2 separate regions of the Homo sapiens genome follow, and region 2 is linked to region 1. A link is a loop called in an ENCODE intact Hi-C map of the cell type or tissue named here. Cell type or tissue: mammary epithelial cell. All regions are shown on one strand. Links, peaks and the distances in the headings refer to the core of each region. The heading gives the core; the rest is flanking DNA.

The links. Peaks named below come from ENCODE experiments on the same cell type or tissue, not always from the same donor. Only the 100,000 strongest peaks of a DNase experiment are listed, where the experiment ranks them.
Region 2: a loop joins it to region 1, with 15 times the contacts of the local background. A loop is called at or near these places in 3 of 110 quality-filtered maps.

What each region holds. Positions count from the first base shown.
Region 1 is chr2:235,100,713-235,117,333 of GRCh38, reverse strand. No RefSeq gene overlaps it. Among named protein-coding and RNA genes, the nearest start is that of SH3BP4, 160 kb to the right of the region's middle. RefSeq lists an enhancer at 2,756-3,303. In mammary epithelial cell, for the core only: a CTCF peak has its summit at 10,021 (motif pointing right); no DNase peak of the experiment used is centred there.
Region 2 is chr2:234,743,872-234,760,492 of GRCh38, reverse strand. It overlaps the pseudogene HSPA8P10. Among named protein-coding and RNA genes, the nearest start is that of LINC01173, 70 kb to the right of the region's middle. In mammary epithelial cell, for the core only: a CTCF peak has its summit at 8,740 (motif pointing left); no DNase peak of the experiment used is centred there.

The DNA.
Region 1 (16,621 bases), core at 8,577-11,076:
GAATAACATTACAAAAGAATTTAAGTTGCAAGACCATATACAACATCATAAGTTAGGGAGGAAAATAAAGAATAAAAAGAAATTTCAGATACAGAACCAATGGAGATGGAATTACTAGTTTGGGATGAACGGACTGGAAATAAACAAGCTACTGTTTCCTTCCTCGTCTTTTCACAATCCGCTGCAATGGATTCAGAAAAAGAAAGATTGTAATTGTTACAGCCTGTTTATTTCCACCAGGGGGAGGTATAGTATTGCAAATAAAGTTAAATTATTTAACAAACAGAGTAATAAAATAGCTATTGACTGAAAACAGGCTTTTTTTTTCTGGTTTTGCAGAAAGAAGGTAGGGAAGAGAGAGTTCTAAGACTGTGTGAATTAACCTTTCATGCTTAATTCCTGTACCATTTGATAAGGAGAAGAGAAACTCCTGTGTAGGAATTCAATAAAATTTGTCCTTCTCCAGAAAAAACTTCATACTATAATTTTGAAAAAAATAAAATATATATTGACATAAACTTCACCTTTGTATTAACTCTTCCTAAGATATATGTCATTTTCAATGAAAATCTATGAAACCTTTGTCAAAATTGACCTGGAATATGAGTGAAATGATAATAATTGTGGGTTTTACAAATTAATTTGAAATAATTTAGAATGTATCAAGCACTGGTCGATGAGGGAAGGATATAAACAACACACAACTAAGGGCTGCTGCCCAGGAGGCACCAACAATTAAAGGCTGAGATCGTGGTAAGCAGATCCAAGGAATGAAAGGAAAAAAAAGAAGGTGTTTGAAACAAACTCTTGGAGGCCCCAGAGTCTGCAGTGAACACAAAAACTGCAGGGGCTGGAAGCAGAGGAGCAGGGGCAAGTCGTGGGGGAGAGGATGGCTTGGCCTGCAGGATGGGAGCATCGGGAAGGACCACGGGGTGAGAGAGGCAGAGCTTCACTTTCAGGAAAAGTGGGAGCTAAGGCATGGCTGGAGAGGTGGCTTCGCATTATGGATGACCTTGAGTGCAGAGCCAAAGATGAGAGATGTGGCCAGATGAGGCACGATGACAGCAGCATCAGGTGGGGGTGTGCGGGTGGAAGGGGACTGAGCTGAATGTCCCTGAGTCTCAGACCAGAGAACCAGGCTCAGCCAATACTTTCTCATGCTCACATCTCTGGTCAAGTCACAGAAGGACTCACTTCCACCACCTCCTCTATGCTGCAAACGAAATGCCACCCACACGGTACCCTTCTTTGTTTGAGTTATGTAAATTAAAAATAGTGTGATATAGGAAAGATTAATAAAATCTCACTCCAAATGAGATGGATCTTCTCCAAACTAGGAAGAAGAATCACTGAGAATTGCATACTGTAATTTCAAAGCTTGCAAGCAGAGTCCATTCTAGCTTGTCTTTATGCTATTGTCATATGGCAGGAATAGTTCCACTGTGTACAGAAATTCCTACCCATCCTTTAAAAAATTATATGAATATTTTAAAATTTCAAAGCCGCTTGCAAGCTTTGAAATTACAGTATGCTATTCTTGGTGATTTTTTTTCTTAGTTTGGAGAGAATCCATGTCATTTGGAGTGAGATTTCATGAATCTTTCCTATATCAAATTTACATAGCTCAATATAAAACAATAGACTTTCAAAAACAGATGCGTCATTAATTATCATTCAGCTGATTTTCTCTGCCATGTGAAATCCAAATATATCTCAATGGTCCACGTGGCCCATTCTCACCATGGTGTCATCCAAAGCATGCGAAGTAACTGTAATGCCAATCACAGTCATGTCTCTAAGAAAGTTAAATGACATATATTTCACACACGACAGTAATCCTTTTAAAATTCCTTTTCTTCTTTTCTTTTTTCTCCCTCTCTACAAGCCCCTAAACTTTTCTGAAGCCTACCCATTTGCTTTTTCTGTTTCTTCTCTGCTTTGCTTTTTCTGCGTTCTAAGTCAGCTTAGCCTTTCTACTTTCTTTTAGGTTTCTTTCCTCTACAACCGTGAGCAGATTCTCCATAACCAGTGAGATCTCAGATCTGACTCAGGAAAGGGTGTCTTCACCATGTAGCCAACACTTTTATTTTTTATTACCCTTGCTTTGTTATATAATATTTTAACATAAGGCTTCAACTACCTCCATACTACTTTGATTTTTTTCCTCCGCATCATTCTTAATGTTTTTCAGTGGCCTCTTCTAAAATAGCAAGTAGTATAATAGTGCTTCTTTGGCCTCCTCACCATTGACTTTTTTGTGTTTTTTTGGTTTTTTGTTTGTTTTTTGAGATGGAGTTTCACTCTTGTCACCCAGGCTGGAGTGCAATGGCACAATCTTGGCCCACCACAATCTCTGCCTCCCAGGTTCAAGCGATTCTCCTGCCTCGGCCTCCCAAGTAGCTGGGATTATAGGCGCCCGCCACCATGCCTGACTAACTTTTGTATTTTTAGTAGAGATGGGGTTTCACCGTGTTGGCCAGGCTGGTGTCGAACTCTTGACCTCAGGTGATCTGCCTGCCTCGGCCTCCCAAAGTGCTGGGATTATAGGTCTGAGCCACCGTGCCCGGCCTGTCACCACTGACTTCTGATTTAAGGACACAGATTGTCACACAGCAACGGTACCACCACTTCTCGATGGCTTAGATGACGTTCCCATAGGAGATAATAACGATGTTAAAATTGCACGACAATGGTTGCTCACAGAAGTTCAGATGCAAACGAACAGCCACGTGCTTCATATTATTCTTTTAAAAGCTGGGTAGGAATTTCTTTTCAGTGGAAGTATCCCTAGCATATGACGACAGCACGAAGACGAGTCAGAATTGGCTGTGCTTGCAAGCTTTGAAATTATAGAATGCAATTCTCAGTGACTGTTTTTCTTAGTTTGGAGAAGATCCATCTCATTTAGAGTGAGGTTTTTAAAATCTTTCCTATATCACACTATTTTAATTTACATAACTCAAACACATCGAAGGTGGCGTTTCCTTTGCGGCATAGAGGAGGTGGTGGAAGTGAGTGAAAGTGTGCTGGATAAAGCCCAAAAGAGTCTGGAATCAGATCCCAAGAAGGACCCAAAGCAGGTGGGGCTGGGTGGAGGTTCGGGCTCTGCCTAGGGTGGGAGGAAGGCAACGGGCAGAAGGGCCCAGCAGAGAGCACTGGGAGTGCCGGGGCAGGTCCTGGTCCTGCCACCATCCTCTCCCTGCCCCGCCCCCTGCACGGACCCAGAAGGCGCTGGGCCCATCCCTCCATCAGCTCCCTGCCTGCAAGAGTCCTCCTGGCTCTGCCGCAGGCTGTTGCAGGGCTTAAGGGCTGACCTCTGGTGGAGCTGCCTGCACTTCACACCACCTGGATCACTACCACCCACACAGAAGCGGGGCTGCTGGTCTTGGAGATGAGGGGCCTGGGAATAGGCTGAGCGGCTAGTGAACACATGGCAGGGCAAAGCCCCTCTGCTGGTATCAAGTCTCAGCAGCCACGAATCACGCACAGGCAGGCTCCGTCGCGCTCTGACTTCACCGGACAGCCCCCACCGGGGCCATAGACACCTCTATGAGGAGTGTGGGGGCTGAGAGACTTTCTTCTTCGGGGAAGCAAAGAACAGGGAGCAACAAGGTCTGAGCTGCAAGGCAAGGAAAGGCATGGAGCTCAAAGAAGGAGGTGAGAAGAGGAGGAGAGAGGACACCTCGAGATGGGGCTGCAGAGAGGGGAAGACTCTGGCTCTGGAAGAGATTAAAGAAAGGACAGAGTAAGGACTAGAGAAAATTCTAGAGTCCTGGAATAGCTCTGAAGAAAGTACAAATTTACCCTTATATTAAGTGTGTTTTATCAAAGAAAATGCCAAAGAACAAATAAGAAACCAGTAAATAAAGTTCAGTATTTTCACCTAAAAGCTTGACTCATATTTTCATGAGTACCAATGATTGATTTCTAAATCTATTAGTCAAGGTTCTGCAGAAAAATAGAACCAATATGAGATACACACACACAGACACATATACACACACTATATATATATATATATATATATATATATATATATATATATATATATGTATATATAATGGATATATGTATATTCACTTGACCCTTGAACAACAAGTGGGTTGAGGGTTTCAACTCCCTGTGCGGTTCAAAATCTGCATATAATTTTTGACTCCCCCAAAACTTAACTACTAATAGCCTACAGTTCATCTGAAGTCTTACCCATAACATCAACAGTTGATTAACACATATTTTGTATGTTATATGCATTATATACTGTATTATTGCAATAAAGTATGCTAGAGAAAAGAAAATGTCACTAAGAAAATCATAAGGAAGAGAAAATATGTTTACTATTTATTAAGTGGAAGTGTATAATCATAAAGCTCTTCATCCTGGTCATCTTCATGTTGAGTAGATGGAAGAGGAAGAGGAGGGGTTGGTCTTTTTCTCTCAGGAGTGGTAGAGGTGGAAGAAAATCCATGTATAAGTGGACCCATGCAGTTTGAATCTGTGTTGTTCAAAGGTCAACTGTATATAATGTACACACACACACACATACACACACACACGAAAAGAGAGAGGGGGCAGGGAGAGAGAGAGCAGGAATTAGCTCACACAATTATAGGAGCTGGCAAGTATGAAATCTGCAGGGCAGACTGTCAGGTTGGAAATTCCAGTAAGAGTTGATGTTGCAGTCTTGAATCCAAAGGTTGTCTGGAGGCAAAATTTCTTCCTCTTCAGGGAACTTCTGTCTTTTCTTTTATGGCCTTCAACTGATTGGATGAGGCCCACCCACATTATGAAGGATTCTAGGCTTTATTCAAAGACAGCTGATTTAAATGTTAACCACATCTAAAAATCGCCTTCACCGCGACATGGAGACTGGTGTTTGACCAAACAACCAGGCACCATGGCCCAGCCAAGTTGACGCATACAATTAACCATCACACAAAGCAAGTCCCTTTTTGATACTTTTCAATTTAATACATCTTATATCCTTAGTCTGAATTTTCACATCTTCAAACTTTGAGGGAAATAAGTAAGGATTTTGAAAAGCGCCAGGAGAGTTGATGTGCTTCACATGAGCTAGTTCCCAGCGGTGGCCTCCTGAATACGTTTCTCAGATTTCTATTTCAAGAGAGCGTAAAGGATCCATTGGTGTTTTTATCCTACACACCGTGAAAACTCTGCCACCTCCAGGAAATAAAAGGCCAATGTTGGTTTTATTAAGATCACAAACCTATGCTGGTGGCCTGGGCTGAAATGCCAGCTTCACCCTGAAATGCTGTTGTTCTGTTAGGAAGCTGAGAACATGACTTCAGGGATGAGGCTGCCTGAGATTAACACAAAGCATTTCAGCATCTGAGGACTCGCTTTGGGGTACTTAGATACCCTTAGATACCCTTAGATACAAGGGTATCTAAGAAACACGTGCTCTGCAAGGCCTGAGTTATCATTTCATGTGTGTCTTGCCCCTGCAGGTTGGACTTCTCCCCTGGAAATCTGAGGACCTTACTCCACTGGACAGACCATGGGTGACACTGACTCCTTCCTTATGAATATTGGCTGTGAAAAGGAAAGCTCTGTGGACAAATATAAAAACCAGAGGCTGGGTGGGATTATGTGCAAGGATTCCCTGGCCATGGGGCTTTGAGCTGCTCACAGAAAACCCTGTATCCCAGTGTTCTCATCAATAGGAGGTGGCTGTCGTCCTGGCGATATCTGAATATCTGAAGACCCTTAGCAGCCTCATATTCCATGATCCAGTGATTATAAATTATACCAGTCCAAAATCTCAAAATGGGCTTTCCTGAAGGTGACTTCTAGATGCTGGAGAAAAGTCATTTCATTCTGAACCTTCAGACCTGGGCCCCTTATTACTTGTTTGGGCTTGTCTTCTTCACCAGGTCACAGCCTGCTGGGGCAGAGAATGGGGGCTCTTCTTGTTCACCCCTCTGCCCCTGAAATCACTGTAGGCCTCTTAGAAAACATCTTGTGATTCATGAAAGAGGGAAGCAACGTGTGAATTAGTAGCAAATAGTTTTTTAAATTGTGGTAGAATACATGTAAGATTAAAATGGACCATTTTAACCATTTTTAAGCACAGAGTTTAGTAGCATTAAGTACGTTCTCATTGTTGAGCAACCATTACCACCATCCAGTCCCAGAGCTCTTCGTCTTATAAAACTGAAACTCTGCACCCATCGAACAACTCCCTATTCCTTCCTCCTCCCAGCCACTGACAACCACCATTCTTTCTCTCTCTATGAATTCGACTATTCTAGAGGTATTAGCTAGGGTCTCCAAAGAAACAGAACGGATAGGGTAGACGATAGATAGATGATAGATAGATAGATAGATAGATAGATAGATAGATAGATAGATAGATAGGAATTTATTATGGGAATTGGCTCACATGCTTATGGAGGCCAAGAAGTCTCACAGTCTGCTGTCTGCAACCTGGAGAACCAGGAAAGCCTATAGTGTGATAGAGCCTGAGTCCAAAGGCCTCAGAACCAGGAGAATCAATTGTATAAGTCCTAGTCTGAGTCCGAAAACCTAAGAACCAGGAGAATCAATTGTATAAGTCCTAGTCTGAGTCTGAAAACCTGAAAACCAGGAGCTCCAATATCTCAGGGCAGGAAAAGATGGATGTTTCAGCTCAAGCAGAGAGAACAGACTCATCCTTCCTCCTTTTTGTTCTCTTTGGGCCTTCAACAGTTTGGGTGATGGCTGCGCACACCTGTGAGCACAGTTCTTTTTTAATTGGTCTACAGATTCAAGTGCTAACCTCTTCCAGAAACACTCTCAGAGACACATCCAAAATAATGTTTTACCAGCTATCTGGGCACCCTTTAGCCCGGTTAAATTGACACAGAAAATTAACTATCTCACAAGGTGCCTCCGGTAAAAGAAACTGTGCAGTGTTTGTCCTCTTGCGACTGACTTATTTCACTTAGCATAATGTCCTCAGCAATCATCCATGTTGTAGTGTGTGTCAGAATTTCCTTCCTTTTAAAACGGAGTATGATTCCCTTGTGTGTATACACCACAGTTCGTTTATCCATTCATCCAGTGATGAACACTTCAGTTGCAACCTCCGTTGTTTGGCTTTTGTGAATAATGCTGCTAGGAACATGAGTTTGCAGATACGTGTTCAAGACCTTGCATTTAATTCTTTTATGTTTTTGCCCGGAAGTAGAATTGTTGGATCCTATGGTGATTCTGCTTTTAATTTTTTGAGGAACGACCACACTAGTTAGCAACAAGTGATTTTGAAATAAAATTGTTTCATGAAGTGATGCTTCTCTACAAAGGCAGCCCCTAAGAGCCCTTTGGGGGCAGGAACCAAGTCCTCTCTTTTGTATTCTTGGAGTGGGAAGCACTACAGGCATCAGAATCAACTATGATTTCCGCATTACTGCTCAGAAAAGAGGAGCAAGCTTCCAGAAGCAGACCTGAGAATTCCTGAACTCAATAACGGCTCCTGTAACAAAGCTCATGTCCCCTTTTCACAGCTTCCCAGACAAGACCTCCTCTCCAGGACACCTCCCTGATTGAACCCCCCTATTTATTTATTTATTTATTTATTTATTTATTTATTTTTGTTTTGAAACAGAGTCTCACTCTTATTGCCCAGGCTGGAGTCAATGGTGCGATCTCTGCCCACTGCAACCTCTGCCTCTCGGGTTCAAGTGATTCTTCTGCCTCAGCCTCCCGAGTAACTGGGATTACAGGCATGTGCCACCACGCCCGGCTAATTTTTGTGTTTTCAGTAGAGATGGGGTTTCACCATGTTGGCCAGGCTGGTCTTGAACTCCTAACCTCCGGTGATTCACCTGCCTCAGCCTCCCAAAGTGCTGGGATTACAGGTGTGAGCCACCGCGCCTGGCCAGAACCCCCTTTATTTTGACATTGGTAGCTTTAAAGTGTCTTGCTGGCCTTCTTTAACCTCCTTGTCCCCAAGTCAGGCAATCCCTTTTAGAGACAGTGCCCCTAACGTAACATTTTAATAAGCCTAAATGCTTACCCCAATACTTTTTATAAACCAGAATGTCATATGTTAGAACCAACCTGAGCAAGTTTTACTTTGGAAGAAATCAATAACAGCAGGTTTCTCCTAGCATCTGTGGTGTCTAGGGCAAGGGTACAAAAGGAGACCCAGGTAGTGTGCATGTGTGTGCACGTGTGTGTGTGCATGTGTGTGTGCACGCATGTGTGTGCACGCGTGTGTGTATCGGGAGGTATAGGATACAGATATAGTAGAGAGATATTTAAAAGGTACAAATAAAACGAATGAATAAGTATGTTTCATCATTCTATCTTGAAAAGCATACCTTCATAAGAACAAAAATGGAGCGATATATGTAAAGCTGTTGTTTTAAATGACAGAAAGTTGGTAAAAATCCAAGACATCTGAATTTAATAATCATTGTGTATGCCTAAATATCCCGTGGATAGGCTACACTGTTTGAATAAGTAAGTAACAACATACATAATTGATAAGTTATATATTATCCATAAATTTTTGTCTTTTCTTAATTTTAGCAAAGAACACTAATTACGTTGTTAGAATCAATATTTTCATATAATTTGCATTCCATTGATAGTAATGACAAATTAAGCAAACTTTCTGAAATCATTAAGGTTCTCAGATCATTTTTTATTAGTTTTATTTTGAGGAAACTTTGACCCGCTAAAGCTATAGCTATTGGAATTGTCGATAAGTTTTAGGAAAGTACTGTGATGCAGAAACGTACCAGGAATTTACATAACTTATTCAAACATTGTAATAGGGCTGCACAAAAGAGATTGTCATTGTGGCATAAAATACAAAATGTTTTAATTTTATCATTTAAATTATTACCACTCGTATGATTTTTCCCATCCCTTAAAGCAATATCAAGATTCATAGATAAATAAAAAGAATCAGCTTTAGCATCACATATGTTGTATCTAGATCTATACATATAAAATGTAATAAGTGACACAAATTGTTTAATATTGAAAAATGTTGGTTGGGCGCAGTGGCTCACACCTGTAATCCCAGCACCTTGGGAGGCCGAGGTGGGAGGATCACCTGAGGTCGGGAGTTCAAGACCAGCCTGGTCAACATGGCAAGACCCAACATGGCAAAATTTAGTAGCAATTTTTCTTCTATAAATACAAAAATTAGCTGGGTGTGGTGGTGGGTGCCTGTAATCTCAGCTACTTGGGAGGCTCAGGCAGGAGAATCGCTTGAACCGGGGAAGTGGAGGTTGTAGTGCACCAAGATCATGCCACTGCACTCCAGCCTGAGCAAGGGAGCAAGATTTTGTCTCCAAAAAAAAAAAAAAAGAAAAAAGAAAAAGAAAAAACTTCCTGAGACACCAGGTGCAAGGGCTTCGAGTACTCTATTTATCTATGAATATTTCTGAAATCACTAACAGAAAATGGATTTTCAGCACTCCTGGGAAAGGATTTGGTTATGCAAGAATCGGTTGCATCCATGCTCTCTGCAAGGAAGAATTTGACAAGTCAATTAGTTTGTATCTTCTTTTTCAAAATGGTCGCAGTTCAGTGACCATCTCTGATAGCTGCAGTTGTGCAATCTACAAACCTCACAGCTTTTGGATAAAGTCACCTTTGGTCTCGAGACACAGACCTACAGAGAAGCATTTCCCTGGGGCCTACACAGTATTATTGACCAGAGCAGATATTTAGAGTTTAGGGTCACTTTTGCCAGAGACAAATTTCAGACCCTGAGCAATATATGTAAAGCTGTTGTTTTAAATGACAGAAAGTTGGTAAAATATCAAAGATGTCTGAATTTAGCCACTATTGTGTATGCCTGAATGTCCTGTAGACAGGCCATGCTGTTTGAATAAGTCATTTTGACCCTCTAATGCTTGGGGCCAAAGGAAGGGGCTCCTCTTGCCAATGTCAAAGGCAGAGTCAATGTGCAACTTTGCCTGAGAACTAGATGGATGGGAGCTCTTAGACTCCTTGTCCCAGGCACAGAAACTGACCAAAGAAGTGAGCTTTGGGAGTCAGCAGGTGGCGCCTGGTTTCCAATCAAAGGCTCTGACTCCAATCAAAGGCTCTGACTTTGCTCCTGACAGCCGTGGGTCCAGGGTCACTTTCCCATCCCAGTCCGGAAATGAAAAAGGGAGATGCAGCATTCTCAGGGGAGGGTGGGGCAAGGCAGAGGATCACTATCCAAATCATTAACTTGTTTAAATCCTGCTGGATTTCGCCATTAAGAGGCTGCCCACCACCCCCGTGAAATGTCCAGCAGCAGTTTGCAAGAGAGACACGCCACTTTCAGGCAGCCCCACAGATGGGGGTCGGGCTGGAGACGAGCAATGTGATCCCAGGGCCCAGTGCAGGCCATCTCCTGGAGTTCCTCAGAAGAGATGCTGATGGCAGAACTTTAAAAAAAACTCTTCATTTTAATTGGAAGACGGGGCTGCTTTTAGGGCGAGGGCTGGATTTGGTTCCATGGAAGACCAAAAGTGTGTCTATTTTGGGGCATATGATCCAAGGAAGCGCCAGGCAAATGGGGCCCTCACACCATGTGAAAGCTTCTGGGGGTCCAGTGAGGACCACCCGCCAACAGAAGCGCAAGACAAGAATGCGTTTTATAGGGCATGGGCTCACACACTCCACATTCTGTGCTTTACAAACAGGTGCCTTTTGGGTCCTTACAGAGCCCTATAAAAGACATCCTATTATTATCACACCATTATACACATGAGGTCAGCAAGGCATAAAGACTTGGAGAAATGGCCCAGGGGTGTCAGTTCCAAAGCTCATCCCCTTAACAGGTTAAGGGCTGAACACACGTGGGGCCAACCATGAAAAGAACAAGAGCAACAGCAGCAGCAAACCCACAGGGACAGGCAGGACGGCAGTTTGCGTGGGTACCAGGCTGGCTGGGGAGCGAGCCACGCTCACTCTCCCGCAGCTTCCCCTCCCCAAATCAGCTCCAGCCTGAAGAGCAACCACTGGAAACAACACTTGCCACAAACCCAGCTTCAAGCAGGTGACCCTCCCAACCCTTCCAACCAATCCCCACTCCTCCAGTCCTCACCCCTTCCCAGGAACGTCACAGAAACTCTGTCATCCCCACTGTCCAGCGAGGCAGGGCTGCAGCCGCTCCTGGAGTGACAGGCTAACCGTGGGACAACTCACAATCAAATGAACCCTCTTCCGCGTACCCAATGCAGATGTCAACACCGACACACACCTCCATGGATGACGACGTGCACCCACGCATCCCCACAGCGCACGTCCAGCAAGCTCAACAAATCATCACAAAGTCAAGGGCTTAACACAACACCTGTTTATTAGCTCATGGTTCTACAGGTCAGAAGTCCGACGACATCTGGGTGGAGTCACAAGGCCGAAAGCAAGGCGTCAGCTGGGCCGCACTGCTTTCTGCAGCTCTGAGGATGACTCATTGGTGGGCAAGTCTGGTTCCCCGCAGTTGTGGAGGGAGGTCTCATTTCCCTGTGGCCTCCACTGGGAGCCAGTCTTTGCTCCTCGAGGTGACCTGTATTCTTTCCACTTTCCACGTGGCTTCTCCTCCAGCCACAGCCACTCCGTCCCTCCCACACTCCAGATCCTACAACTCTCTCTGTGGCAACAGCTTTGGGCTGCAGCTGGACAAAGTTCTGTGCTCTTCAGAGTAAAGGAAATCAAAATATTTCTCCTCAAAATATTGAGAACTGTTAGTTCAAGACACTGAAAACGCAGGGAAACACTGCCTTGGCCTCCGCTTACCTGATGGCAGGACTTCAGTCCCTCCTTCCTGGAGACAGTGCTTGTCATCCACCCAGAGAAGGCAGCAGCAGACACCAGAAGAGTCTGGGAATGCATTTTACCATCTTCCTCTAGTTTCCCACCTTTTAAAAGATGAGAGCTGCTCTCACCTTCATCTTGTCACTGTATAGAATTTATGGCTCTTCATTAGAATACTGTTTACGCAAGGCCTCTAAGCCACTGCCTTCAGAGAGAAATACTTTTGAACTGAGACCTCTCTCATGTGATGGGTACAGCAGGTGTTAATAAACGTCTGCTTGTTTTTCTTTAGTTAATTTGACTTTTGTTTTCAGGAGAGTGTCTCAACTAAGAACCCAGAAAAAGGGAAAGGATAGAAAAGAAATTATGTTTTGTCTCCTACAAGGGCTCATGTGATTAGATTGGGCTCACCCGTATAAGCCAGGAAGATCTCTCTATTTTAAAATCACATATATTTTCTTTTGAGACGGAGTCTTGCTCTGTCTCCCAGGCTGGAGTGTAGTGCCGCAATCTCAGTTCACTGCAACCTCTGCCTTCCAGGTTCAAGCGATTCTCCTGCCTCAGCCTCCTGAGTAGCTGGGACTACAGGTGCCAGCCACTGTGCCTGGCTAATTTTTTTTGTATTTTAATAGAGACGGGGTTTCTTCATGTTGATCAGGCTGGTCTCAAACTCCTGACCCCAAATGACTCTCCCGCCTTGGCCTCCCAAAGTGTTGGGATTACAAGCAGGAGCCACTGGCGCCAGGCCACAAATCCATAATCTTAACCTCATTTGCACATTCCCTTTTGCCACAGAATGGTACCCATTCACAGGTCCTAGGTATAAGGGTGAGGGTGAGAACATCTTGTTGATGGGGGAGGGGTGTGAGTCTGCCTGCAAGTGGGCTGGGGGAAGATTTTATGGACCTCATTGTCTTTACATGATAAAAATACCACTTCCAAGTTGAACTCGGCCTGTAAGGTTTTCCCCAATTTTCAAGTCTTTTCTCCTAAACAGAGTCTATCAGTTGTAGTGGCCTCTGGGGAGGGAGGAAGGGTCCCTAGGCAAGAGTGGGGCAGGCAGACTGCTTGTCACTGTTTTCTCTTTTGTATCCTGATACTTACTCCATGAGCATGTTTTGCCTTTTACAAAAAATTTTGTTTTTTAAATGCCTTTTACTGCATGGCAATTATCCATTTCTCATATCAATGACCACCTACCCACCCACTCTGACTGCTATTTTGAGTTGGAAGCTGTTCACTTACACAAAAATTACAGCTTCTGGTGTGTGTGTGTGTTGTTTAATTGTTTCATAGACATTAGGATGCGGGTATGGTTTGGCTCTGTGTCCCCACCCAAATCTCATGTTGAATTGTGATCCTGAGTGTTGCAGGTGGGGCCTGGTGGGAGGTGATTGGATCATGGGGATGGTTTCTCATGTTGCAGCACCATCCCCCCAGTGCTGCCTCGCAATAGAGTTCTCACGAGGTCTGTCTGTTTGAAAGTGTGTAGCACCTTCCCCTTTGCTCTCTCTTCCTCTTGCTCCTGCCATGTAAGGCATGCTTCCTTCACCTTCGCCTTCCGCCATGATTGTAAGTTTCCTGAGGCCTCCCCAGAAGCAGAAGCCTGTACAGCCTGCAGAACGATGAGCCAATTAAAACTCTTTTATATAAATTACCCAGTGGCAAGTATGTCTTTATAGCAATGTGAGAACAGACTGATACAGACAGGGACTCAAACTTTGTTTTTAAATCATCTAGCAAATTTATTGAAAATGCAAATTCCCGGGCTTCATTAGGACCCCTGAGAATTCCGATGCAGGTGGTCTATGGAGCACCCCTTTAGAAATGTTGCTTGGAAGAAGATTTCACCCCGTATTTCCAACTAGCTGTGGGACTAGACAAAGTCTTAATGTCCTAATATCTCTGGAGGCCGGTTGACTTAGCAGAAATACTGGGGTTAAAATACCTGCTTGTACACGGGGAAAGGGACTCTAGCTGCAAAGTACAGGGCCTCAGAACCAGGAGCGCATGAGTACTTGGCTGTTACTCTCACATTTCATTTATACCAATGTGTGCTGTTTGGGAGGACTGGGCACCCAAGACATGAATCATTCATAGGATGTTAAAGAAAGAAAAAATTAGCAAGAGACTAAAAAGTCCAGTGGTACAAATAGCAGACAGTGGTTCGTGGAAGACAAATGTCTTTGGAAAAGCATTTTAAGAAAGAAGGAGAGGGAGAAAGAAAAGCAAGTGCATTTGATTCCGATAATCCAAGTAAAGAAATCGAAGGAGCTACAGATTTGCTCTGGGCAGGAGCACATTTGTCCCTGGGGTTGGCAGGTCAGTGGTGTGCCCTCCCCAGCTGCTGCCCGCACTCAGAACCCAGCCGCAGCCCGGGAAGCCACGTGCACAGGCTGCTTCCTTGGAAATGAGTTTTCCTGGTGTATAATCTTCCTTTTCCATCCGTAACTGTTGGCATCATCCACATCCCCTTCCCTTAAATAGAAACACTTATGAGCAAAGCCCAAACTTCAGCGTATATTGGCTTAAACGTTATCCTCCGTCGCCAAGGGCCAAAGCAGCAGCTGAAACTGGGGCCCATATTGTGTGGCTGTTTAAAGTCACTGGAAGTGCCTTGATGAGATCTTTGCCTCCCTGTGTGCCAGTCCAGTGTAAAACAAAGTTGAAAAAAATAGAAAACAGTTCCAAGAGAGAGCACTGGCTTGAGGCAATTCTCTGGTACAATAACATCCTATTGAGAGGAAGGGCTCCTAAAAACTTCCAGATGAAGCATCCCGTTCCTGGCTAGAGGACTCAGCCCGTAGCATCCTCCAGGAAACGTGAATTCAGGCAGCAACGTCCCTGAGAACAGAATGTGTGCCACTGCTCCCAGTCCGAGCAGACTGCCTTGCTAACGGGGGCTTCAACTCCCTTGAATGATGCTGGCATTTCTTTGTTGGACCCTCAGTCTCTTTCATCGAGAGAGGGGGGAGGCAGAGTAGGAGGACGTTTAGAAGCTATTTCCCAGACTCCAGTAGCTGCAGAAATCAGAATTTACAAAGCCAGGGAGCAGTTTCTTCTGCTTGCTGATAGCTCCTGCCCTGTGTCTTTTGTTGGCATTCCTCTTTAGGGTAGATGGGTGTTTCTTGGTCTGGGAACTAAGCGCCTTCAGACAAAAGTGGTACCTTTGGCCCCATCAATTGCATTTGTAGATGGAGGGCCTCGGTTAAAGACGTGTTTTCAGGATATGGTGTTCTGCAGTGAGAGAGCAAAAGTTTTTCCTGAGGTTGAAAAATGATGACCAGCTGGAGCTGGGAGGCCTCCAAACCTCCTTGGCCCTATGGTCCCCAAGTTCTCTTTCCCACGGAGCCTGTGCATGTGAGCCTCCACTTAAAAAGAGCCTCCACTTACCAGCCCAAATGCCCATCAACCAACAAGTGAATAAAGAAATTGTGGTATATATATATTATGTATATATAATATCCCAGCTCCAGCGGGTCATCATTTTCCAACCTCAGGAAAAACTTTTGCTCTCTCACTGCAGAGCACCATATCCTGAAAACACATCTTTAACTGAGGCCCTTCATCTACAAATGCAATTGATGGGGCCAAAGGTACCACTTTTGTCTGAAGGCACTTAGTTCCCAGACCAAGAAACACCCACCTACCCTAAAGAGGAATGTGACCAAAAGACACAGGGCAGGAGCTACCAGCGAGCAGAAGAAACTGCTCTCTGGCTTTGTAAATTATATATATATAACAGAATACTACTCAGTTATAAAAAGGAATAAAATAATGGCATTTGAAGTTACCTGGATGGATTTGGAGACTATTATTCTAAGTGAAGTAACTCAGGAATGGAAAACCAAACATTGTATGTTCACACTCACAAGTGGGAGCTAAGCTATGAGGATGCAAAGGCATAAGAATGACACAACGGACTTTGGGGACTTGGGGGAAAGGGTCGGGGGAGTGAGGGAGTACAGTATACACTGCTTGGGTGATGGGCACACCAAAATCTCCGAAATCACTGCTATAGAACTTATTCATGTAACCAAACATCACCTGTTCCCCTAAAACCTATAGAAATTTAAAAACAAATAGGAAAGGAAAAAAAGAGCCTCCATTTAAAATGTGTTCTTATTCTGAAATAATTACTTCTCCATTTTTAATTCCTCAGCTGCATGGCTGAAGATCATTATATTATAACTGGTGTTAGAGAGTTGATATGATTCCATCCAAAAACAACAAAAAAGTCACATTTAAAATGTTGAAACTGGGCTGTCTTTATTTGTATAACGAGACTTCCTTCTTGATCTTGCTTCTTTCCTTCCTTCCCTCCTCACTCCCTTCCTTCCCTCCCCACTCCCTTCCTTCCTTCATCTCTTTCTCTCTCTCTCTCTCTGTTTATTTTTGTGAGACAAGGCCTTGCTCTGTCGTCCAGGGTAGAGTGCAGTGGCATGATCATAACTCATTGCAACCCCGAACTCCTGGGTGCAAAGCAATCCTCCCACCTTGGCCTCCTGAGTAGCTGGGACTACTGGTAAGCCAACATGCCTAGCTAATTTTTTTTTCTTTTTTGTAGAGATGGGATCGCCCTATGTTGTCCAGACTGGTCTTGAATTCCTGACCTAAAGCCTTCCTCCCACCTTGGCCTCCCAAAATGCCAGAATTACAGGTGTGAGGCACCACACCCAGCCTGCATTACTTTCTTGACGGGCCTTCTAGAGGTCCAAATCTCCAGGGTGAAAATCACTGACTGTCTCATACAAATGAGAGAAAGGTGGCTCAGAGGGGCAGAGTGACTTTCTCTGAGCTGCACAGCAAGCTGGAGGCACTGATTATAGCATGCCTTGGCCTAAGCTTGTGCTGT
Region 2 (16,621 bases), core at 7,319-9,818, 360 kb after region 1:
ACAGACAAGGTTTTAATCCAATAAAACTGTTAAGTGTAAGAGGACACAATAAACTGTTATCAACATGAAAACCTTCTGAGAATACTGTTCTTGTGAGACCCTCCTCAGAAAGCTACTGAAAAATGATTTTCAACAACCCAAATGACCAGAGAGTCATAAGGACTGTTGGTGAGCACTAACTACATATGAACTTGCAGGACTAGGGCTACATGAAGGTTAACAGGGAGAGAGGATGACATGTGCTGGCTGTATGGATGGACAATTAATATATGTTACAACCACTACAAAATAGGGGGAACATTGTTTGCTGTTATTAGTCTTTATAAGTAGTAGTGCTAGTGTTAATATTCTGAGACTGTTGTGTGTGTGATAAGGGATAAAGCAAATGAATAATTGTGGAATACTCTGATTCTATCATCTCTTGTGTTTTTGAGAGTGTGGATTCTTGGTATGGAAGACAGGATATACAGGTGTAATATAAAAGAAATTAAGTACAAACCCTTTAGTTCTGAATTTGAATTTAAAATATCAGTATAAACCAAAGGGATATTTTTTATGTGTATGTGCACATACACCCACACCTGCTCATCCACACACACACACCAAACACACACACACACACACTCCAGTTGTGGGGTATACAACTGGTCTAAAGGCCTAGATTCTTTATTAGATATATTGTAAGGAAGAGAAAGAATGGCAGGGAAATCAGTTGATTAAGAGACTTAAAGTTCAGAGCAAGTTTTTAAAAAATGGGTAAGGCAGCTGGGTGTGGTGGCTCACACCTGTAAGCCTAGCACTTTGGGAGGCCAAGACAAGTGGATTGCTTGAGCTCAAGAGTTCGAGACCAGCCTAGGCAAGACGGCAAAACCCCATCTCTACAAAAAGAAAAAAAAATACAAAAATTAGCCAGGCATGGTGGCACACACCTGTAGTGTCAGCTACTTGGCGGCAGAGGCAGGAGGATTGCTTCAGCCCAGGAGGTCAAGGCTGCAGTGAGCCTTGATCGTGCTACTGCACTCTAGTCTGGGTGACAGAGATCCTGTCTCAAGAAAAAAAAAATGAGTAAGACTACAATTGTTGTGTCTAAAGATACACATCTTGATGGTGAAACTAAAGAAATGCAAGAGAACTTTTACCGAAGAAGCTGGGATGATGGTTACTTTTGATGGGAGAAGAGGGGCTGTGTGGGGATGGTATGGGGACCATGGGGGTCTTCTGGGTTGGCTGCAAAGTTTACAAGGCTCATTTTATAATAATTCATGAAATCACACATTTCTTTAGTGTAGATTCATCTTTCTGTGATTCCTCTATTTATCTTACAGTGAAGGGTAAAAAGACAAGCAGAAGGAAATAAACAACAGCACCAAATGCTCTCTGAAATGGTTAATCCCACTGACACTTACATCTGTGTTGATTGCTCTGGCAAGGCAGGTGCGTGGTGTTGGTACAAACAGTCCTGAGACCAGCATTTTCCTTCTCCCTGAGCCTTTGCTGGTTGAGTGACCTCAGGCCTCTCCTAGCGTCAGTTTTATCACACGTAAAGTACGTGTAACGATACTAATGCATAATTCACAGGGATGCAGAGAGGCTCAAGTGAGAAAATGAACTGCAAGTTCTTTCTAAACTGCAAAACCCTCTACAAACATTCCTTCTCATTATTGCTGAAAGATTGAGGACAGTGAGTTCCCCATAGCAATTATTTTTCTAACTTATTGCTTGTGTTGGCATATTCCCCTCTCCTGACCTCTTGTGAATATCTGATGTATGGGACAGGTATATTACCACTTTTAGGAAAGGCCAGCTGAACAGATATGCAATTATGAGGCCCTGCCTAGTTGCAAGCTTTAAGGGAGTAAAAGTTATGGAAACTTTGATCAAGTACTTAGGTTCATTAGTGGAAAAAAAAATATTTCCCTGCTCTTAGAGAAGTTATATTCTAGTAGGGCAGAAAGATGAAAAAGCAACAAGTAAGGAAAGTATGTAGAATGTTTGAAGGTGGTAAGGATGAAAAGTTGATCAGTGTTCAGGGAGCTGACAATATACTCTTTATATCGGCTGGACCATTGACCTGATAGAAAAGGTGCATTTGAAGAGAGACCTGGGGAGGTGAGGGAGGGAGCTGGGTGGCTATCTCAGGGAAGAGCATTCCAGGCAGAGCCAGCAGCCAGTGCAAAGGTACTGAGGCAGGAGTGTGCCTGGCACCTCAAAGGGAGAGCAGGGAGGCCAGTGTGGCTGGAGGGAAGAGAGCATGGGGGGACAGGAGGAGATGGGGAAGAAGGAGGGAGGCGGATCATGGAGGGCATGTGGGGTCATTGAAGACTTAAGGCTTAATTTTTCTCTAAGGGAAATAAGGAGCTGGGGAGGATGAGGAATGGAGGAGGGATATAATGAGATTTAATTATTATTATTATTTTTTGAGACAGAGTCTCACTCTGTTGCCCAGGCTAGAGTGCAGTGGCGCGATCTCAGCTCACTGCAACCTTCACCTCCTGGGTTCAAGTGATTCTTCCGCCTCAGCCTCCCGGGTAGCTTGGACTACAGGGGTGTGCCACCATGCCTTGCTAATTTTTTGTATTTTTAGTAGAGACGGGGTTTCACCATGTTAGCCAGGATGGCCTTGATCTCCTGACCGCGTGATCCACCTGCCTCGGCCTCCCAAAGTGCTGGGATTACAAGCGTGAGCCACTGCGCCCGGCCAAGATTTAATTTTTATTTTATTATTATTATTATTTTTTGCTTTTTTAAAATTATTATTATACTTTAAGTTTTAGGGTACATGTGCACAATGTGCAGGTTAGTTACATATGTATACATGTGCCATGCTGGTGTGCTGTACCCATTAACTCGTCATTTAGCATTAGGTATATCTCCTAATGCTATCCCTCCCCCCTCCCCCCACCCCACAACAGTCCCCAGAGTGTGATGTTCCCCTTCCTGTGTCCATGTGTTCTCATTGTTCAATTCCAAACTACCATCAGAAAATACTACAAACTCCTCTACGCAAATAAACTAGAAAATCTGGAAGAAATGGATAAATTCCTTGACACATACACTCTCCCGACTAAACCAGGAAGAAGTTGAATCTCTGAATAGACCAATAAGAGGCTCTGAAATTGTGGCAAAAATCAATAGCTTACCAACCAAAAAGAGTCCAGGACCAGATGGATTCACAGCCGAATTCTACCAGAGGTACAAAGAGGAACTGGTACCATTCCTTCTGAAACTATTCCAATCAATAGAAAAAGAGGGAATCCTCCCTAACTCATTTTATGAGGCCAGCATCATCCTGATACCAAAGCCGGGCAGAGAGACAACCAAAAAAGAGAATTTTAGACCAATATCCTTGATGAACATTGATGCAAAAATCCTCAATAAAATACTGGCAAAACGAATCCAGCAGCACATCAAAAAGCTTATCCACCATGATCAACTGGGCTTCATCCCTGAGATGCAAGGCTGGTTCAATATACACAAATCAATAAATGTAATCCAGCATATAAACAGAACCAAAGACAAAAACCACATGATTATCTCAATAGATGCAGAAAAGGCCTTTGACAAAATTCAAAAAACCCTTCATGCTAAAAACTCTCAATAAATTAGGTATTGATGGGACGTATCTCAAAATAATAAGAGCTATCTATGACAAACCCACAGTCAGTATCATACTGAATGGGCAAAAACTGGAAGCATTCCCTTTGAAAACTGGCACAAGACAGGGATGCCCTCTCTCACCACTCCTATTCAACATAGTATTGGAAGTTCTGGCCAGGGCAATTAGGCAGGAGAAGGAAATAAAGGGTATTCAATTAGGAAAAGAGGAAGTCAAATTGTCCCTGTTTGCAGATGACATGATTGTATATCTAGAAAACCCCATTGACTCAGCCCAAAATCTCCTTAAGCTGATAAGCAACTTCAGCAAAGTCTCAGGATACAAAATCAATGTGCAAAAATCACAAGCATTCTTATACAACAATAACAGACAAACAGAGAGCCAAATCATGAGTGAACTCCCATTCACAATTGCTTCAAAGAGAATAAAATACTTAGGAATCCAACTTACAAGGGACGTGAAGGACCTCTTCAAGGAGAACTACAAACCACTGCTCAATGAAATAAAAGAGGATACAAACAAATGGAAGAACATTCCATGCTCATGGGTAGGAAGAATCAATATCGTGAAAATGGTCATACTGCCCAAGGTAATTTATAGATTCAATGCCATCCTCATCAAGCTACCAATGACTTTCTTCACAGAATTAGAAAAAACTACTTTAAAGTTCATATGGAACCAAAAAAGAGCCCACATCGCCAAGTCAATCCTAAGCCAAAAGAACAAAGCTGGAGGCATCATGCTACCTGACTTCAAACTATACTACAAGGCTACAGTAACCAAAACAGCATGGTACTGGTACCAAAACAGAGATATAGATCAATGGAACAGAACAGAGCCCTCAGAAATAATGCCGCACATCTACAACTATCTGATCTTTGACAAACCTGAGAAAAACAAGCAATGGGGAAAGGATTCCCTATTTAATAAATGGTGCTGGGAAAACTGGCTAGCCATATGTAGAAAGCTGAAACTGGATCCCTTCCTTACACCTTATACAAAAATTAATTCAAGATGGATTACAGACTTAAATATTAGACCTAAAACCATAAAAACCCTAGAAGAAAACCTAGGCAATACCATTCAGGATATAGGCATGGGCAAGGACTTCATGTCTAAAACACCAAAAGCAATGGCAACAAAAGCCAAAATTGACAAATGGGATCTAATTAAACTAAAGAGCTTCTGCACAGCAAAAGAAACTACCATCAGAGTGAACAGGCAACCTACAAAATGGGAGAAAATTTTCGCAACCTACTCATCTGACAAAGGGCTAATATCCAGAATCTACAATGAACTCAAACAAATTTACAAGAAAAAAACAATCAACCCCATCAAAAACTGGGCAAAGGATATGCACAGACACTTCTCAAAAGAAGACATTTATGTAGCCAAAAGACACATGAAAAAATGCTCATCATCACTGGCCATCAGAGAAATGCAAATCAAAACCACAATGAGATACCATCTCACACCAGATAGAATGGCAATCATTAAAAAGTCAGGAAACAACAGGTGCTGGAGAGGATGTGGAGAAATAGGAACACTTTTACACTGTTGGTGGGACTGTAAACTGGTTCAACCATTGTGGAAGTCAGTGTGGTGATTCCTCAGGGATCTAGAACTAGAAATACCATTTGACCCAGCCATCCCATTACTGGGTATATACCCAAAGGATTATTAATCATGCTGCTATAAAGACACATGCACACATATGTTTATTGCGGCACTATTCACAATAGCAAAGACTTGGAACCAACCCAAATGTCCAACAATGATAGACTGGATTAAGAAAATGTGGCACATATACACCATGGAATACTATGCAGCCATAAAAAATGATGAGTTCATGTCCTTTGTAGGGACATGGATGAAATTGGAAATCATCATTCTCAGTAAACTATCGCAAGGACAAGATTTAATTTTTAAAGGATCCCCCAGATGCTGTGTTGAGAGCTCTGTCGGGCACCAGGATAGAAGCAGGGAGACACATTACAAGACTTATACAAGAACTCCAGCAAGAGATTGAAGGTGACTTGGATTAGAATGACAGGCGCTCAGGTGGGGTGGTTGTCTGGGCTCCCTCTTAACTCCTGTGTGCGGGAAGGATATCTGGGAGTCTGGGGTCTTGGCCACAAGTTATTGCCTCCCTAGTGAGTGTGTGATTTTAGCCTGAATTCTTTTGTTTTCTTTCTTTTTTTTTTCTCAGGGAGGGACACAGGATCTTGCGACGTTGCCCAGGCTGTTCTCAAACTCCTGGCCTCAAGCGAGCCTTCCTCCCCAGCCTCCCAAGTCGCTGGAACAAAAGGCACAAACCACCGCATCCAGCTTTCCACCTAGATTCTCCTCTCCTCAGGCTGCAGTCTTCTTGGTTGGTCACTCCTGAGTGTCAGTGTTGGGTTTCATCTCCGGTGTGCATTAGAGAGGATCATGTCAGTCGGGGCTTTCTGTGGGGGACTGGCTCCCTGAATTGTCCCCTCACCCCTCAAAGCCACAGACATTCCTTCTCTCTGAGCAGCTCTGTCTTTCCCACTCACTTTCCCTCACCCGCTCTCTCCCTTCTTAGGTTTCCCTTGTGTAGTCAGACGTGACTGGCGCTTTTTGGAGGCCTTTCTGTCTGGTTAATTTGCAAATTCCAGACTTCATAGACACATACGCACACACGTGTGCATACATGATAAATTCCTGTGCTGTCTTGCACCTCTAATTGTTATAAGCCCGGTACAATTCCTAGCTAATTAGAAAAGATCTTGATTATAGCCACATACATTATTATTATTATACTGTAAGGCTTCCCAATTGTAAGTTAGTCCAATGTAAAATTCTAATACTTGTGGATTTACTTTCGATTTTTATATCAAGCTCGTTTAAATCCCAAGACCTATCTAGCCCGACCATGGGGCTGCCTGGCTGCCTCCTGTTGCCTGGCTGTGGCTCCCACCTCAGCTCCCTACTGGCCTGATATTCCTCACATTCTTCCACATTCTCACCAACTCTCAAGAGAATAGATCATGTTTCTTTTTGAGTGAACACTGACATTTGGTGCTTAGGTTTCACTATGTTACTTTAATTTCCTGCTAACTCAGTAATGCAACATTTAAAGAATTATGTGTTTGCTCACATTTGGATAAAGAAAGTATGATCTTTAAACATATGACTCAAGTCAGTCGGTGGAGAAGGTGTTTGGAGAGTTTCAGGACTAGGATTTAATTTTTTAAAATCTTAAATCTTTACATTTTGATTTTATTTATTTATTTTAATATGTCTGAGATTCATAGGGCACAAAATTCCGAACTGCAAAAGGGTATAAAGTGAAGAGGACATCTCTGTCCCAACTGTGCCCATCCACCCAGCTGATTTCCCAGGGGCAACCACCATCATCAGCTTCCTGTGCCCCTTCCAGGGAGACGACGCACACATAAGCAGGTGCACAATGTCAGGGCTCTTGTAGGTCTGCCCAAGGTGAGGGTTGCCGGCCGGAGAATAGGGTCTGGAGGCAGGGAACCTAAGGCCAATTCACGCTGACTTCCTAAAACTAAATCAAAAGGAAAACACCAACTTTCCACACCTAAGTAACAAAAGGATGGGAGGCTAGTCCCTTTGCAAACCCCGTCCCTCTTTCCATCTGTGTAGCAGATGGAAAATTGAAAGTATATCTGATTGGTTGCTTTATGCAACCAATTAGACATTTGCATAGGAGTGTAACTTTGTAACTTCAGTCTCTGATTGGTTGCTTTCCACAGCCAATCAGACTGATTGTGGGTCACTACTTTACATAGGGTGTACACCAAGTAACCAGTGGGAGACTTCTAGAGGGTATTGAAACCCCAGAAAATTCTGTATCTGGGCTCTTTGGCCCCTCTGCTGCAGCGCAGTCTTGCACTGTAGAGTGTACTTTGGTTTTCAATAAATCTCTGCTTTTGTTGCTTCATTCTTTCCTTACTTTGTGCATTTTGTCCAATTCTTTGATGCCAAGAACCTGGACACCTTCAACTGGTAACAGTTGGGCATTTATTTGATGTCGAAGGAACACATAATTCATAAAATGAAGGGGAAAAGCCTAGAAGACACAGGGTCAGTTCTGTGAGCAACATGACAAAATTGCATTGACATTTATTTTATTCAGAACACTGTTTTTAAAATTTGTTATCTTAGTAATTGTTTACAAAACAGTATAACAGGCTGAATAAAAGCCTTAGTATCCTAAACATCTTTTCATGCTCCAAATGATTTGGGATAAGTAATAATGTATCCAAATAACAAAATGAGAATAAAAGCAGCTATATGTGCCAGGCACTCTACCACTCAGCCCACAGTGGGGCTGCATTGCAGCCTCATAAATCTTCTGAGGCCATTTGTATTTACCCTGCTTTCTAGATGAGAGGCTGACCTGGGCAATAGGAAGTCACTTGTCCCTGGTCTCACAGCTGAGAATTGGGTGAGCTGGGCATGGAGCTCAGACAGACTGACCCTAGTCTCCTCTTTCCACGACAGCATGCTGTCTAGGAAGTGCTAGGAATTCACTTGTAATGGAGAATTTTAGGAGCATAACCAGTATTTGGGAAGTCACGCCATATGAAGGTTATTTGCCTTTAAAGCAAGAAGACCCATTGTGACTGAGGTCTATGGCAGAAGAAAGCACATCAGTTTCAGGCAAGGGGCATTTTGCAAAATGAGAGGCGTGGGTGGTTTTATTCTCAGAGATTATTTCCATTCCTCCTAAGTTTTTCACTTCTTTTTCTCATTTATTTCTATAGCAGCACATCTCAAAATCAGCCTTAGGTATTTGGAAAGTCAAATTTTATCCCCATCTCTCCTATGAATGTGTTTGTTGATACTGGGAAATCTGGTCATGATAATAATTAAATGCAGGTAGGAAGGAAAACTGCAAGGTCACATAGTTCTAAAATGGCAGAGAGCGTTTTTCCTGATGGGTTAGCTCCAATCAATTGGTAGTGGCTGCACTGAGAATAAGCTGCAGGCATGATGGCTCATTACCCCTTAACACTTCAGTTTTCTTCATGCAAGGAATTTTCTGCATGTGGGGCTCAGCTCTGAAAATCAGGAAATTAACACTGATACATTACACCATCAAATCCTCCAGACCCCATCTAATTGTCCCTACAGTGCCCTCCGTAGGCCAGGATGCAAGTCAGGATCAAGCTTTGCACCTGGTAGGTATGCCTCTTCAGTCTCCATCCAATTCCTTGTCTTTTTCTAATCTTGACATTCTTGAAGCATCCAGGCCTGTTACTTTGTACATCTCCCAACGTGTGCTTGTCTGATGTTTTCTCATAATTTAATTCAGGTGGTGCATTTTTGGCAGGAATCTCACAGAACTGAGACTGTGTCTGTCTCAGTGTTTTCTATCAGGAGGAATGTGGATGTTGGCAGTGTGTGCCATTACTAGGCATACTAAGTTCTTTTATCACCCAGTCAAGATGATGTTGGTCAGGCTTCTCTGCTGTTCAATAAACTGATTAAGTGTGAGGAACTTATTTGTTAATAAGGAGTAAGTAGCATGTGGGGAGACACTTTGAGACTATACAAATATTCTAATTCCTTATCAGACTTGCCCCTCCAGAATTTTCATCTGCTGATAGTTTTTGCTTGAATTAGTAAGACTGTGTTGGTTGCTAAACTGTGATTTTTCTAATCCCATAATTTCTTTTAGCTTTAATAGTTGGCATTCTACTGTGAGGAAGAGCTTCTCCCTAACTTTTACTAATTAATTAGTAATTAATCATTACTGATTCAATTAATTTTACTCAACACTGTTTTTTTAAAATTTTATCTTAGTAACAGTTTATAAAACAGTATAACAGACTGATTAAAAACCTTAGCACCTTAAAAATCTTTGCATGCCCCAAAGATTTGGGAGAAGTAATAATATATCCAAATAACAAAATGAGAATAAAAGCAGTTATAATTTACTGAGCACTTACTAGGTGCCAGGCACTCTCCTGGTACATAGTCAGTGCTCAGTAAATTAGTAATTAATTAGCAATTAGTAATTAGTTAGCATTTAGTAATTAATTCAGATAATTGATTACTATTTTTCTCAGAGACTTATACTCCATTACTATCACTAACAATTTTTTGTTTGTTTTTGTTTTTTTTTTTGAGACAGGGTCTCACTCTGTCACCCAGACTGGAGTGCAGTGGCACGATCACAGCTCACTGCAGCCTTGACCTCCCAAGTGATCCTCCCATCTCTCAGCCTCCTGAGTAGCTGAGACTGCAGGTGTGCGCCACCATGCTTGGCTAATTTTTTGTATATTTTGTAGAGATAGGGTTTCACCGTGTTGCCCAGGCTGGTCTCAAAATCCTGGGCTCAAGTGATCTGCCTGTCTTGGCCTCTCAAAGTGTTGGGATTACAGGCGTGAGCCACTGTACCTGGCCTATTTTTAAAATTTTGATGTTCAAATTATCCCAGACTTGACCAGTGGAAGCTTCTTCAAACTGGCTCCTGTGTTCTTTTGACATACTCCCATCATTCTGTGAGAACATCCGTATTTCTTGGCACAATAAAATATTTCAGGCTTGTATTTTCTATGCCCTAGACCTAACGTTAACCATCTGTTTGGTCAATTAATTATTGAGGGAAGTATGTTAAAATCTCCCACTATAAAAGTGGATATTTTTGTTTCTTTTCTTTTTTTTGAGAAATAGGATCTCATTGTTGCCCAGGCTAGAGTGCGGTGGCGTGATCAGAGTTCACTGCAGCCTCGAACTCCTGGGCTCAGGTGATTCTTCCATCTTTGCCTCCCAAGTAGCAGGGACTACAGGTGCATGCCACCACACCTGGCCAATTTTGGTATTTTTTTTTTAAACAGAAATTGGTTCTCACTGTGTTACCCAGGCTGGTCTTGAACTCCTGGCCTGAAGCCATTCTCCTGCTTCAGCCCCAAAAGTGCAGGGATTACAGGCTATTTTTGTTTCTATTTGTAGTTCTGTCAAATTTTTGTTGTCTATATTTTTAAGCTTTGTTAATGGGTACATCTACTGGATGAACTGTACTTTTAGCATTATATGGCACACCTCTGCCAAATTCATGTGCTGAAACTTAATCAGCAATGTGATGGTAATAGGTGGGGCCTTTAAAGGTGATTAAGTCATGTGAGTGACCTTTATAAAAAAGGCTTCATGCGTTGTTCAGCTCTCTTTCCCCTTCTATCTCTTTTGTCATGCAAAGAGAGGATGTGGTGTTTGTCCACATTGGAGGATGCAGCGACAGGGCGTCACCTTGGAAGTAGAGAGCAGCCCTCAGGGGATGCTGAGCCTGTGGAAGTATGGATTTTTTTTTTTTTTTTTTTTTTTTTTAGATGGAGTCTCACTCTGTCGCTAGGCTGGAGTGCAGTGGCGTGATCTTGGCTCACCACTACCTCCACCTCCTGGGTTCAAGCGATTCTCCTGCCTCAGCCTCCTCAGTAGCTGGGACTACAGGCACATACTACCATGCCCGGCTAATTTTTGTATTTTTAGTAGAGACAGAGTTTCACCATGCCGGCCAGCCTGGTCTCGAACTCCTGACCTCGTGACTGCCTGCCTCAGCCTTCCAAAGTGCTGGGATTACAGGCATGACCCACCGCGCCCAGACAGAAGTCTTGATCTTGGACTTCCTGTTCTCCAGGACTGCAGGAAATACATTTCTGTTCTTGATAAATTACCCAGTCTCAGGTATTTTTGTTATAGCAGCACAAATGGACTAAGATACTCTTATCTCTAGTAATACTTTTCTAAGGTTGATTTATCTGTTATTAATTACATACCATAGTTTAATTTTTGTTTAACATTGTCCTGGTATATTTTTTTCAACCTTTTACTTTCAATATCTTTGTTGACATATAATTTGGTGTGCCTCTTGTAAGTAGAGGTAGGTGGATTTAAAAAAAATCTAGTCTGATCTAAAAATGTAATTTGATATTTTTAAACCTGTAGTATCACATTCCCTTCAAAAATTGTAGTTATTAATATATTTGGATTTATTTCTACCATATTTATTTGTACTTTCTATTATCCTCCCTTTTCTATGTTTCCCCCTCCTTTCTCCCTTTCTTTGGATTTATTATTGAGTAGTTTTCCTATTTCATTTCCCACCTCTGCTAGTTTGTTAGTTATATACCTTACTTCCCTTCACAAGGTATTGGGAAGACATGAATTCTTGGAGGACATTATTTTTTTTCCCAGGCTATTAGTGCATTTTCAATGATATTTTATTCAGGATTTGCTTGTTTGTTTCAGCAGGGGAATGGGGAGTCCCCGGATCATTCAGTCATACATCAGAAATAAATGTCTATATATCTTTCTTTATTTTTTGCCAAGATGGTAAGCACTGTGATGTCAAGGACTGTGTCAATTCCATTTAGCTCTCTGTTCTCAGTGCCTAGCACAAAATTCTGTGTCACTGGACATAATTCCACCACAGTCTGGACCTTCACCTCTCTGTATCTCTTGATGTCAGGGGGAAAACCTCTGGTTATATCCATCTTCTGGCTGACACACACATGCCTGTCCTTTGCTCCCTCCTCATGACTGGATTGTTGATGAGCCAAGGACCCAGCCTCCTACTATTGTGGGTGAAGTCAGGAGTTAAACTCTCTCTGTTGCTTAAGATCCTCTGATGAGAAGAAGCAGTTCTTGGGAAATCACTTTGTCCTCCATTTAAGGGACAGCTTCCTAACTGATATGGTTTGGCTGTGTCCTCACCCAAATCTCATCTTGAATTGTAGCCCCCATAATCCCCATGTGTCATGCGAGGGACCCCGTGGGGGTTTTTCCTATGCTGTTCTCGTGGTTCTTGTGATAGTGAGTAAGTGTCATGAGATCTGATGGTTTTATACAGGGCAGTTCCCCTGCACATGCTGTCTTGCCTGCTGCCATGTAAGACATGCCTGTGCTCCCCCTTCACTTTCTGCCATGATTGTGAGGCCTCCCCAGCCATGTGGAACTATGAGTCCATTAAATCTCTTTTTCTCTATAAATTACCCAGTCTTGAGTATTTCTTCATAGCAGTATGAAAATGGACTAATACACTGACTAATGAATCCGTTAGGTGACTCTATCCCAACCCTTGTTTAAATACCACATTTTCTGCCACCATTCGTAAACTATGGGTGTCCCTTGACTCCAGTTTTGCTGGCCACAATTACATGTAAGTTATCTCAGGAAACACAGTGTGCAAAGGAGCAATCACAGGAGGGAGCGAGGAAGAAAGTGAGAAAATTCAAGAGTATAGGCAAAAGAGAGCAAAGCAGAATGGCAAAAAAAAAAAAAAAAAAAAAAAAAATTGCAACCATATAGCAACAATTACTAAGGATTTAATATATACCAGGCTCTGTTCTAGAAAAAAGAGCCAGAGCAAGAAGCAGGTACCAATTCATAAAGAAGTCATAAACATCCCTGGAATAAATTGGAAATATGGCACAGTTAATTAATTCAGGTTTCCCTATGCAACTCTTCACACAGGTGAAGAAAAGAGTGTAGATAAGATGCTATTCCTGCAGAAGCAGATGTCACCTTCCTGAAGAAAACAAAACAAAACATGGAGAAATAGTTTCTCTTTGGCCTAGATCTGTCTCTGCTGAGAACTTTGCACAATAACAGGCTTGCCTTTAACTAGATTCCAACAAACAGAAATTTGTTGGAAGGGGGCTGATGTAGTCTCTGGAAATCCTGGAGCCAAAAAACAAATGGTGTCATCCTGTTTCATAGGAATGAGTCATTTATGTTATTTTTTTAAACTTAAAACATTTAAGATTCCTCTTAAAAGATGAGACCTGTTGTTGAGATGCTTGAAGAAGTAGTAGTTGGTTGGTGAGAGATCAGGTGAATATGGCAGATGAAGCAAAACTTCGTAGCACAATTCGTTCAACTTTTGAAGCCTTTGTTGTGTGGTGTGCGGTAGGGCATTGTTGTGAAGAATTGGCCATTTCTGTTGACCAATGCCAGCTGTAAGTGTTGCAGTTTTTGGTGCATCCATCAATTTGCTGAGCATACTTCTCAGATGTCATGATTTTGCCAGAATTCAGAAAGCTATAGTGGATCAGATCAGCAGCAGACCACCAGTGACCATGACCATTTTTTGGTGCAAGTTTGGTTTTGGGAAGTTCTTTGGAGCTTCTTCTTGGTCTAACCACTGAGCTGGTCATCACTGGTTGTCCTATAAAATCTACTTTTCGTCGCATGTCACAATCTGATCAAGAAATGGTTCGTTGTTGTTGCATAGAATAAGAGAAGATGACACTTCAAAACGATGTTTGTTTGTTTTTTTTCGCTCAGCTCGCGAGGCATCCACTTATTGAGCTTTTTAAACTTTCCAATTTGCTTCAAATGCCGAAGGACTACAGACAGGTCGATGTTGAATTCTTTGGCAACTTCTGGTGTAGTTGTAAGAGGATCAGCTTCGATAATTTCTCTCAATTGGTCATTGTCAACTTCTGATGGCCAGTCACTATGCTCCTGATCTTCAAGGCTCTTGTCTCCTTTGCATAACTCCTTGAAGCACCACTGCACTGTTCGTTCTTTAGCAGTTCCTGGGCCAAATGTGTTGTTGATGTTGTGAGTTGTCTCCACTGCTTTATGACCCATTTTGAACTCGAATAAGAAAATCGCTAGAATTTGCTTTTTGTCTAACAGCATTTCCATAGTCTAAAATAAACACAAAAATAAACAGCAAGTAATAAGTCATTAGCAAAAAGACATAAAGCAAGAAATGCCTATTAAAACAATGTATAACATAACCACATTTTTAAAAGATGTATTCCAATATCAAATGGCAAATTCCAACAATTCAAAAAACCACAATTACTTTTGCACTCACCTAACTCTTAAAAGACGAGACATAATTTTAAAAATTATAAAAGAAAATAGAAATGAGAACAAGAGCTATAAGAAAATTGGGATTTTTTTTGTGTGTGGCCAACATGAAAGGTAAAAAGAAAAGCATTTCTGAGGCTATTAGGAAGAAGACCCTTTAGCTACGTAAAATCATCTCTACTCTTAATAAGTGTGACTAATGCACTTCAGTTATGAGTGACGGGAAAACTGTCAGATGCAAAATAATTTTGAAGAGTTAAAATGTAATGTTATGTCTAGTGTGAAATAAATATCTAGTTTAGAATATAAAGAGATATAAATGTTTTATTTGTCAAAAATCAGTTTTTGTTTATTCTACTCAGCACACAGAGCTCCTGTTTTTTTTACACCACTTGCTGAACAACCAGACCCATCCTCCTGGAGCCTGGTGCTCTCCTGGGTGAGGACTAGCAATGATATCACATGGATCTGAGGTTGTTGGTCCTGGCACCATATATTGCTATGTGGGTATCTTCCAGCAGGGGGACATGGAAATCCAGGCAATGATCAGGAAAACAGGACCATCCCAAGCTTTGTGGTCCTCACCAGCACGAAACAATTGATTGGATGATCAGTGATAGTGCAATGAAACAAACTGTGGTTGAAGCTTACCAAGACCATTTCATCACTAAGGATCTGTTTGGATATTTGGGTGGGGCTTACATGATGGTGGTGGTGGTGGCGTGTGGCAGTAATCCCAGGTACAGTACACGTGAGGGAATGAAAGCTTCCATCCCAAGAAGGTGTCTTTTACGTTTCTGAAAAACATGGAGAAGATTGCAGAAGCTACCTCTGGGAGGATTGTTACTGTTTTGTCATCATGGGTCTGCTTATTTCATCTCTTAATTGGAAGCATGAACAGTCTCACTGTGCTCAGAATCATCAATGAGACAATGTTCACTGCATCTGTTCATGGCTTAGACAAGAAGGTTGATGTTAAAAGAGTTATATTGATCTTCGAAGGTGGAAGTGGCATTTTGATGTATCTATTCTCCCTTCTGAAGATGGTATCTTTTATGTCAAATCTTCATCTGAGCAAATCCACTTGAGTTAAAGAAGACTTTGACAACTGAATGGTCAATGATGTCATTGCCAAACTCAAGTGTGAAAAAACCAAAAGGGATTTCTGTTACCTCCACACTTACTGCAAGCATCTAACCATGAATATGATTGAGCCCTCCTGCCCCATAAAGCAACTGATTCTCCATATCCATCCTCAGCTTGAAGAACTGAATGGTCTCTTGTCCACTGGCCCCTGGTACCTGAGCCCTTCAAAACAGCAAACTCATCAAGTCACAGATTTATTTATTTATTTGTATATTGCATTTTATTTTATTTTTTTGAGATGGAGTCTTGCTCTGTCGCCCAGGCTGGAGTGCAGTGGCATGATCTTGTCTCACTGCAACCTCTGCCTCCCAGGTTCAAGCATTTCTCCTGTCTCAGCCTCCTGAGTAGCTGGGACTACAGGTGTATGCCAAGACTTCCAACTAATTTTTGTATTTTTAGTAGAGACGGGGTTTCACCATATTGGTCAGGCTGGTCTCGAACTCCTGACTTCAGGTGACCCACCTGCCTCGGCCTCCCAAAGTGCTGGGATTACAGGCATGATCCACCATGCCCAGGAGGTCACAGATTTATAACATCACCCTAGTGGGGCACTCTGTCATATGTCAAAGAATAAGAAACCTACGTGGGACTTCTCAATGATAGGATGAGACTGTCACTTAGATAAAGCTGTCTGGACCACAATTTAATCTGGCACAGATCTAGCAATGTTTAGGATTTTTTTTTTTTTTCTCAAGGATCTTTGGAATAGAAGTCTCTGTTGGAATTATTTCTGTTCTGATCTGCTGGGCCACTAAGCAGTGCAGACTTTATTGCTTCTCAGACAACCAGCATCATACACTTACTCAGATTTATGAAAATGAGACAGCAATCAATGACCAATGACAACCTGCCTGAGGGTCCACAGCATTCTTCAAGTTGATCTAAACTATGACTCTGAGGCCTATGGGAAGCCCCGTGTGTCAGCAGAGCAGAGCACAGGCAAAGAGAAGAAGTTTGTGATTGTTGAAGACAAAGGATGTCTTTGAGAAAGGAAGATACTGAGTTCATGGAGCAAGAAGATGAGAGGCACAGGCAGAAGAG